Regions from separate parts of the Homo sapiens genome. Here regions 1 and 3 are each linked to region 2. Evidence: chromatin contacts called from ENCODE Hi-C data. All regions are on one chromosome and are shown on one strand. Each heading gives the region's core, a stretch centred on a gene start or an enhancer-like site at or near the end of the contact. The rest is flanking DNA. Distances are from core to core; before and after follow the strand shown.

Region 1 (2,700 bases), core at 155-2,654, 2.4 Mb before region 2:
TAGATGGAGACAATAATGTTTGGCTATTTCCCAGGGATTGCCTGAGTATTGGAGGAATAAATCAAGCAAATGTCTCATTACAATATCATATGGACTCTGGGATGGGGAAAGACAAGGTGCATGACATAGAGGCAGTCACCCCTCATTCCCTGGGTGGATGACTGGCAGAGGCCCAGCCCAGGAGAACTTCCCATCTATGTTGACTCATGAAACACACAACTTCATCTCTCTTTTTTTTAGAGATAGGGTCTCACTCTGTCATCAGGTTGGAAGGCAGTGGCACGATCATGGCTCACTGCAGCCTCGATCTCCTAGGCTCAAGCAATCCTCCCACTTCAATCTCTTGAGCAGCTGGGACTAACAGGTGTGCACCACCACATCCAGCTAATTTTTTATTTTTTGTAGAGATGGGGGTCTTGTTGTGTTGCCCAGGCTGGTCTTGAACCCCTGGCTTCAAGCGATCCTCCCATCTTGGCCTCTCAAAGTGCTGGGATTAGAGGCATTAGCCACTATGCCATGCCCGGCCCATCTTTATCATTTGAATGCAGCTCAACAATAAGTGTCGACTTCCTCATTTTTTAGCTAATGCACCTGACAGGAAATACGACTCAGGGAAAATACAGTGCTTGCAAGGTGCAGAGTCAGGAGCGAGCCAGCCAGCCTCAGGTTCTTCCCACTAGCCCACAGCTAAGCCTCTGGCTAAACAATGCCAGTGCATATACATTGTAAATATCTTGCCTCACTCAATTTAGTTTCTTGCATCCAAACCATGGTGGAGCTCTGGTTCCCAGAGAGGCATGAGTGATGGTAGTCCTGCTGGGAGTAACGCTCATCTCAGTGATTCAGCTGAAGACCCAGAGTGGGTGGGAGCCATAATTAGGATAGAACCTCTCCCTGCTAAAATTGAATGAAACTACAGCATTGTACCACTTCTCCTAAGACATGTCTTTACAACGTGAACTCACTATTTTGTTCAAAATGGATTCTCAGGACATTCCGCCCACTGATATTTCAAGAAGCTAAATAACATATTCCAACATCAAATGTCTGATCTTTTGGATTATGTATTGCTTCTTGTTAGCTCTCCTTGGTTTCTTCTTTTAGTGTGGATAATCCAAACTGGACAGTGAGGCCAGGCACAGTGGTTCACACCTGTCATCCCAGCGTTTTGGGAGACTATGGTGGGAGGACTGCTTGAGTCCAGGAGTTGCAGACCAGCCTGGGCAAGATAACGAGATCCCATCTCTACACAATTAGAAAACAAAACCAAACAGTCCCCCTCCAAAAAAAAGCTAGATAATTCAGCCAAATATGGAATCATTTGATTTGCTGTGACATACAGTAAAAATCCTGCCATGATGTGATAAGTGGGGGTGGGAGGGGCTAGTTCACATTGTTTCCAACGCATGACTGACCTTGGGGACTGAGCCTCCAGTGCGGCTCCTACACTCCCCAGGCCAACTGCAATTGGACGCCACCTGGTGGCTGTTGTCAGCTCATCTTCGCTATCGATAGGGATAACTCTGGATACCTTGCTCAACAGGGACATTGGCAGAGTTCCAGTAATGCTTGACATCTACCATGGTTAGACTGGACAGGGAGAATACTGGAGACATGGCTTCTCCAACAGGGTGGTCCAGCCCCCAACACCCAAAGAAGATAAGATTTTGAGATCCCCCCCAACTTCGAATAAGGGAGCTGAATGGAGGGCAGGAACCATCTCCCATGTTGTTATACGGAGGGACATTACTCATTATTATGAGGCTTAAGGAAAGGAACCATCTCCCATGTTGTTATACGGAGGGGCATTACTCATTATTATGAGACTTAAGGACAGGAACCATCTCCCATGCTGTTATGCTGAGGGACTTTACTCGTTATTATGAGGCTTCACTGCAGTGAGCGGCACTGTCCAGTCATGGGCTAGGAAGGTAAAAGGAATTCAAATCTTCATGACTGCTTTTTTTTTTTCAACTACAGACGGGATCTCACTGTGCTGTGTACGCTGGCCTTGAACTCCCAGATTTAAGAGATCCTCCCCCTCTGCCTGCTGAATAGGTGGCACAACGGGCGCATGCCACCATGCCCGGCTTAAGATTGCCATTTGAAGGAGAGGAAAGGGATTCAAATCACAACTCACACTTCCCCATAGTTCCCCTTCTTCATTTTCCAATTCTTCTGCACTCCAAAACTCATACAACGAAATCCTTCCATTTTCCCCAACATCCCCCTTTCCTAGATTTGCTAAGCCCTAAACCCACACTTCTCTCCTAAGGGTATTTTGTTTGTTGGTTGGTTGGTTTCAGTTCTACTCTCAGAATTCAGTGCCAGGAAAGATTTAGAACCCACTGAGAAGGTCTGAGCACCAGCAGGTGTGTGACACATAAGAGTGAGACTGAAGGAGGGTGAAACACCAGCCAATATGTTTGTCTTGCCTGGTCAAAACAGAAAGAGAAAATGAGAAAGAGAAAAAGAGAAAACGAGCAGTTTCTATACAGTAAGTGAAACATCTGATTTGTTTAAGAGTGACGTTCTCTTTTTATTTTGAGACGGAGTTTCGCTCTTGTCGCCCAGGTGCAATGGTGCAATCTCGGCTCACTGCAACCTCTGCCTCCCGGGTTCAAGCAATTCTCCTGCCTCAGCCTCTGGAGTAGGTGGGATTACAGGCCTGCGCCACCATGCCTGGCTAATTTTTGTGGG
Region 2 (2,706 bases), core at 115-2,614:
CATTGCCGTCATGACTCCTATCCAGCTCCCCTAAAAGTCAGCCAAGGAAATTCAGCCTGCAAAAGCAGCCCTCCTACTGGAGGTTTTAACATTTTAATTAATCAAAATGTTCTCTGCACCAGAAAATGAAATGTATATGTAATACTGCCTTTGCCTCTAACACCAATGTGACAATAAATAAAGATGTCCTTACGTGTAGGATGCCTTCTCCTTCTAGAAAACAGAATACATAAAACTTGTAATGTCAGTGGTTTGTCATTGGGGGATTTGGTTGAAAGAATTGTTTTGCTACCATTTTCCTTGCTATGGGTGTTTCTTTTGGATTTTATGGCCTTTAAAAAAATATATGATGAAGAGCTTAAAGATTTCATTCAAGGTGCTTACAGATATACTGTACCCTCAAGTTTCCAAGGCCAATATGTTCAGATATGTTCAGCTCTGTGTCCAGCTGCAGGGTCTGAAGAGGCCCTGGACCACAGCACTGGAAGACTTGGCCATGGATCTTGAGTCTAGCAGCACTCAGAGAGGAGTAACCCATCTCCAAAGAAAAGTCATTGCTTGCCCTTCCTATAGAGGCAATAAACACACTGGAACCTGGTTGATTCCCTGATGAGATGCAAGTCCACTGGTAAGTCTATCTGCCTTTAAAAGTCAGAACGCCACAGCCAGGGGAAGGCCAATTTTTCCAGAGTGCCTGAGACAGCCAGACCTGCCAGTTGTGGACAGCGTGTGACCTAGGGCTGCCTTTCCAGTGAAACGACCAAACAGACTTGCGACACGAGGCAGAGCACCGTCTGCTTCCCATTCCACAGATTAAAAAGAAAAGTATTCAGCCAGGTGCAGTGGCTCACACTTGTAATTTCAGCACTTTGGGAGGCCAAGTTGGGAGGATTGCTTGAGGCCAGGAGTTCAAGACCAGACTTGACAACACGGTGAGACCCTGTCTCTACAAAAAAGAAAAAATTAGCTGGGCATGGTGACATGCACCTGTAGTCTTGGCTACTTGGGAGGCTGAGGCAGGAGGATCACTTGAGTTCAGGAGGTCAAAGCTGCAATGAGTTATGATCGCACCACTGCATCCCAGTTTGGGTGACAGAGAAACCCTGTCTCTATTGTTTTGTTTTTTTTTTTTAAAAAGAGGAAGAATATTTTTTAGAAACTAAAGGATTTAATTTTGTCTGAAAATAACATAATGGTAGGTCCCTGATTTCTTCTCTGCCCTCTCACCCATCCTTCCCACCTCTGCTCTACCCTGACAAATGAGAAGGAAAATCCTTTATGGAAATGTTCTTTAAAAATATGTCTGTTTCTTCACAAAAGCCTCACAAAACAAAACTGAAGCAAGTGAGTCATAAATGGTAAACCACAGTCTGCATGACTGGGCCTTGAGTTATTTTTAATCCCACTAAAAACGGAGACCCATTTCACAAGTAACCTTCTCTTCAATGAAAGGGGTAGCAGTTCTACTGTGTTCTCTGCTGCAAAAAGGAGGAAATAAAAAAAATGCAGTCGGTCCCCAAATCCAATTATGTGATTGCTCTCACCCACTGTGTAATCTGTGACAGTCACCGACCAAGTCCCATCAATTTATCTGGCACTGACTGAGAAGTTACTCCACCCAGGACCTGTGCTTCCATAGTGACTTCTGCTGGAGAAGCAAGGAAATGTTCAGAGATGGCTTTTCAGCTGGGAACGTTGTTTTCTTCCCACGATCACCTGTTCTCATGCCCTGCGTACTGAACGTGCTTGAAGCTATCATTTCTCAGCTGCACTTTCTTCTCTTGATTTTGATGCTTCTGAGTCTACTCATTCCCCTTCATTTCCATTTCTTTATCCACAAAACAAAAGTAAAAAGCAGAACAAGAGAGGCTTCACCATGATGTGCAGGACAACTGTCTATTTCCGTATGGGAACAGGAGCTCCTCAGGAACGCTCCTCTCTCTGACAGCAGGCACTCAGCACATGCTGTTTCTTAGATGCCAAGTCATATTGCTCCTCAGACATGGGCATGGCCTGTCTGCTGCACTGTCTTCTGTTTCTCATACCCTTATTATCCAGAATTCATAAACGAATATCTGCAGTTTTCTAATTTTAGCTATTGGTCTTCCCTCATCACAAGCAGTCTCTTAACCAATTTTATATAAATATGGGAGATGAAGCACACAAGAGTCAGAGATTGTCCACTGCTTAGTGGGCTATCGAGAGGGTTAGAAGTTGAATGAAGAGCCTTGGATGCCCCACACCTGTGTACTATCCAATAACAGTAGCCACTAGCCACACTACAGAGCACCTGAAATGTGAAGCGTGCAAACTGAGATGTGCTATAGTACCTCCTGGATTTTGATCACTTAGTAGAAAAAGCAGAATGTAAAATATCTCCTTAATAATTTTTTGAATCTTGATTTACATGTTGAAATGATGTTTTGGATCTATTGGGTGAAATAGAATATGTCGTCAAAACTAATTTTACTTGTTTCTTCTGATTACGTTAAATACGGCCAGTAGAAACTTTCAAACTCTGTAAGTAGCCAGCATTCTGCTTCTGCTGGGATGGTGTGTGTCCAGAAGAGTGCTGAGCCCATGGCCTCTCTCCAGACCCACCCTGGGTGCAGGAAGAGGCTGGGTGGCTGGATCCAATTAACATGACTCTTGTGGAGTAATGATAACAGGGCTTGAGTAGCCTGGATTACACCCTGCCCCAGAAAT
Region 3 (2,700 bases), core at 160-2,659, 2.6 Mb after region 2:
AAGGAAAATCACTTGGGCCCAGGAGTTCCAGGCTGCCGTGAGCTGTGATCGCACCACTGCACTCCAGCCTGCGCAACAGAGCAAGGCTGTCTCAAAATCAAAACAAAACAAAATGAAAGAAAAAGAAAGAAAGAAGGAAAGAAAGAAAGTAAATTCCGTGATGGTAAGTGATGGATCTGTGTTTCAAATAATATAGAGGGATCATATTTTACATATTCTCAGAATTCATATTATAAAGATCCCTACAGTGACTGCACAGTTAAGAATGCTCTCATAGATGTAAACTTCCAATCTACACTGTGGGCAACGCTAGATTTTTACAAATCAGGTTTGCTGTGTAACATATGCGTGTACTGTGCATTACTAAACCTAGTTCTAAATACAGCACAGCTGAAATTTTGTGGGTAACGTGATCATTCGGCAAATGTTGCCAGCCCCTATCATATTCAGAACCCTGTGTTCTGAGATGCTCAAGTTCAAGCTGAGGAATTTGCTAAACAAATCTCTGGCAAGGAATCAGCAGTGATTTTCTGTATCCTTAAATCCTTCCAAACAGAAATGGCAAAACATACGACCCGAGTCCATAATTCCTAAAGTTTCAATCTTCTCGCACTGTTTGAGTTTTAACTCGCTTATTCCCCCAAAGGAGTATGCCATTTACTTAATTTAAAAATTAAACAGCATAAAAACTTCTGAACTCTGAGTGAGACAGCGATCAGAGTTAAAAATAACTGATTTCGCGCGTTTCCGTGCAAAATGGGAGACAGACGTGACGGAGAGAGACCGAGCAGTGCCACGGCCCGGTAGAGGGTGCGGGGGCTTGCACCCGCTGGTGTTTGTGAGAGAGCGCTGGTGTAGACGCGAACGCAGCGCAGGCGGCCCGGCGGCGCGGCCTCAGGTCGGGGCCTTTCCAGCGTTCCAGCTACACCGAGCGCGCGGGGGCGAAAACATGTGCATGGTGTTTGGGGACTGTGCGCATGGGAGTGTTTTCACTGTCAACCAGGGTTCTTTTTCTTATTTTGAACCCATTTTCATGATGCACCGGAATGCTGAAGTTCAAAATTGCCTACGGAGAATTTTAAGACTAAAACCACACTAAGTTTCTTGTGTTAACTATAAATGCGGGTCAGAGTGAAAGCCGAGTAGGGAGGAGTGAAAAGGGGGAAAAGGGAAGAGATAAGAGGAAGAAAAGATGAAAGAGCCGGCGGAAGAGGGAGGGAAGCGGGGGCGGGCAGGCGAGCAGAGGCAGGGAAAGAGCGGCGCGGGTTGCGGGAAAGCTCCGCGCGCAGTACCCAACCGAGGCCCGGGCGCGCGGTCCTCCCGCCGGCAGGGGGCGCCCACCCGCCCGCCTCCGGCCCCTCGCGGCCAGCCGCCCCGCCCGCGCCTGCGCTTCCTGCCCCTCCTCGTCCGGGATGCTGCTGCCGCTACTGCGGAGTAGCTGCTTCCCTTCCTCCTCTCCCGGCGGCGGCGGCGGCAGCGGCGGAGGAGGAGGAGGAGGGGACCCGGGCGCAGAGAGCCGGCCGGCGGCGCAGTTGCAGCGCGGAGCCCACGGGCCGCCGGGGCCGCTCCAGCGGGCGGAAGCCGAGCCCGGGGCCGACCCCCCGCGCGCGGCGGAGGCCGAGGGGGCGCCGGGGCCCGGGGCGCGCAGCCGGGGGGCGGGCGGCGGCGGGCGGCGGGCCGAGCGGGAGCCGCATGCGTGTATGGATCCGGGCGCCGCGCTGCAGAGGCGGGCCGGGGGCGGCGGCGGTCTGGGCGCGGGCTCCCCGGCGCTGTCGGGCGGCCAGGGCCGCCGGAGGAAGCAGCCCCCCAGGCCGGCCGACTTCAAGTTGCAGGTCATCATTATCGGCTCCCGCGGCGTGGGCAAGACCAGCCTGATGGAGCGCTTCACCGACGACACCTTCTGCGAGGCCTGCAAGTCCACCGTGGGTAAGGGCGCCACGGCGACCCTGGGCCGGGCCTCCTGGCGCCCGGGCAGGTGCCCTTCGCCCCGTGGGCTTCGAGTCTCATCGAGCCTGGGAGTCTTTCGGGGATGGGCCTCTCGGTGAAACTAGGGGCGGGGGTCTCCTTGGAGCGCCCTGCATCCCAATCCCAAAGCCTGGCAGAGGTTTTCGTGCCGCCTCCGGGCAGACCTGCCCTTGGCCCCCGGCCCTGCCTCAGAGGTCCTGGCAGCCCCCGGGGCCTGTGGGGGCGGCTCTCCACGGAAACTTCGGCCCTTAGCATACTCGCCCAAGAAAAAGCTGGGTTCGAGTGGAGCGCAGGCAGGCAGGGGAGTGAACGCCTAAGGCCGCTCTCGCCCGGCCCGCCAAGGCCAGCGCGCGCCGTCTGCTGCGGGTGTGATCCCTGCGCAACCAGGGCAGTTTTCTTATTTTGAACCCATTTTCAAGAAATGAAGTTTAAAGTCACCTATGGAGAATGTTAAAACTAAAACTACAGTAAGTTTCTCGTGCTAGCCGTACGTACGGGGCAGAGGAGCTTCAGCTGTATTTATCCATGACCTCAAACAACCCGGTGACTGGCGGGCATGGGGTTGATTCCTCCAGTACCGCTGTTTTCGGTGAGGGACAGGAGTGAAGTAAGTACAGGAACGCTCCAGGGTCAAGGAGGAAAACAGCCGTGGATCTGAAATGGAAACTGCAGGGGAAATTTTTTTAATTAAGTCATGCTTAGAGGACTTGACATTGAGATTTCTCAGTTGGATGT

Evidence for each region. Hi-C counts contacts between places; a loop is a spot of excess contacts on that map. Pooled maps may share reads with other maps.
Region 1: a loop to region 2 is called in a map with no recorded cell type, with 12 times the contacts of the local background. The contact joins two enhancer-like sites. A Hi-C loop is called at or near these places in 4 of 37 single-sample maps with no recorded cell type and 3 of 50 pooled maps.
Region 3: a loop to region 2 is called in a pooled map, with 6 times the contacts of the local background. The contact joins the promoter of RAB12 here to the enhancer-like site in region 2. A Hi-C loop is called at or near these places in 5 of 37 single-sample maps with no recorded cell type and 4 of 50 pooled maps.

The regions. Positions count from the first base shown.
Region 1 is chr18:3,584,532-3,587,231 of GRCh38, forward strand. The region is part of intron 7 of DLGAP1 (DLG associated protein 1); the gene reads right to left. Among named protein-coding and RNA genes, the nearest start is that of DLGAP1-AS1, 8.2 kb to the right of the region's middle. RefSeq lists an enhancer at 2,407-2,576. Within about 2 kb of position 1,405, at least 6 of the 41 ENCODE cell types and tissues checked have a DNase peak (open chromatin) inside an H3K27ac peak, as active enhancers do.
Region 2 is chr18:5,973,852-5,976,557 of GRCh38, forward strand. All of the region lies in intron 16 of L3MBTL4 (L3MBTL histone methyl-lysine binding protein 4), which reads right to left. All of the region lies in intron 1 of LOC121725015 (a long non-coding RNA gene), which reads left to right. Among named protein-coding and RNA genes, the nearest start is that of TMEM200C, 80 kb to the left of the region's middle. Within about 2 kb of position 1,365, at least 2 of the 41 ENCODE cell types and tissues checked have a DNase peak (open chromatin) inside an H3K27ac peak, as active enhancers do.
Region 3 is chr18:8,608,028-8,610,727 of GRCh38, forward strand. It overlaps RAB12 (RAB12, member RAS oncogene family), which reads left to right and starts at 1,410. Exons shown (of 6, transcript NM_001025300.3): 1 at 1,410-1,926. The coding sequence starts at 1,413. RefSeq lists silencers at 1,238-1,467, 1,898-2,197 and an enhancer at 2,648-2,697.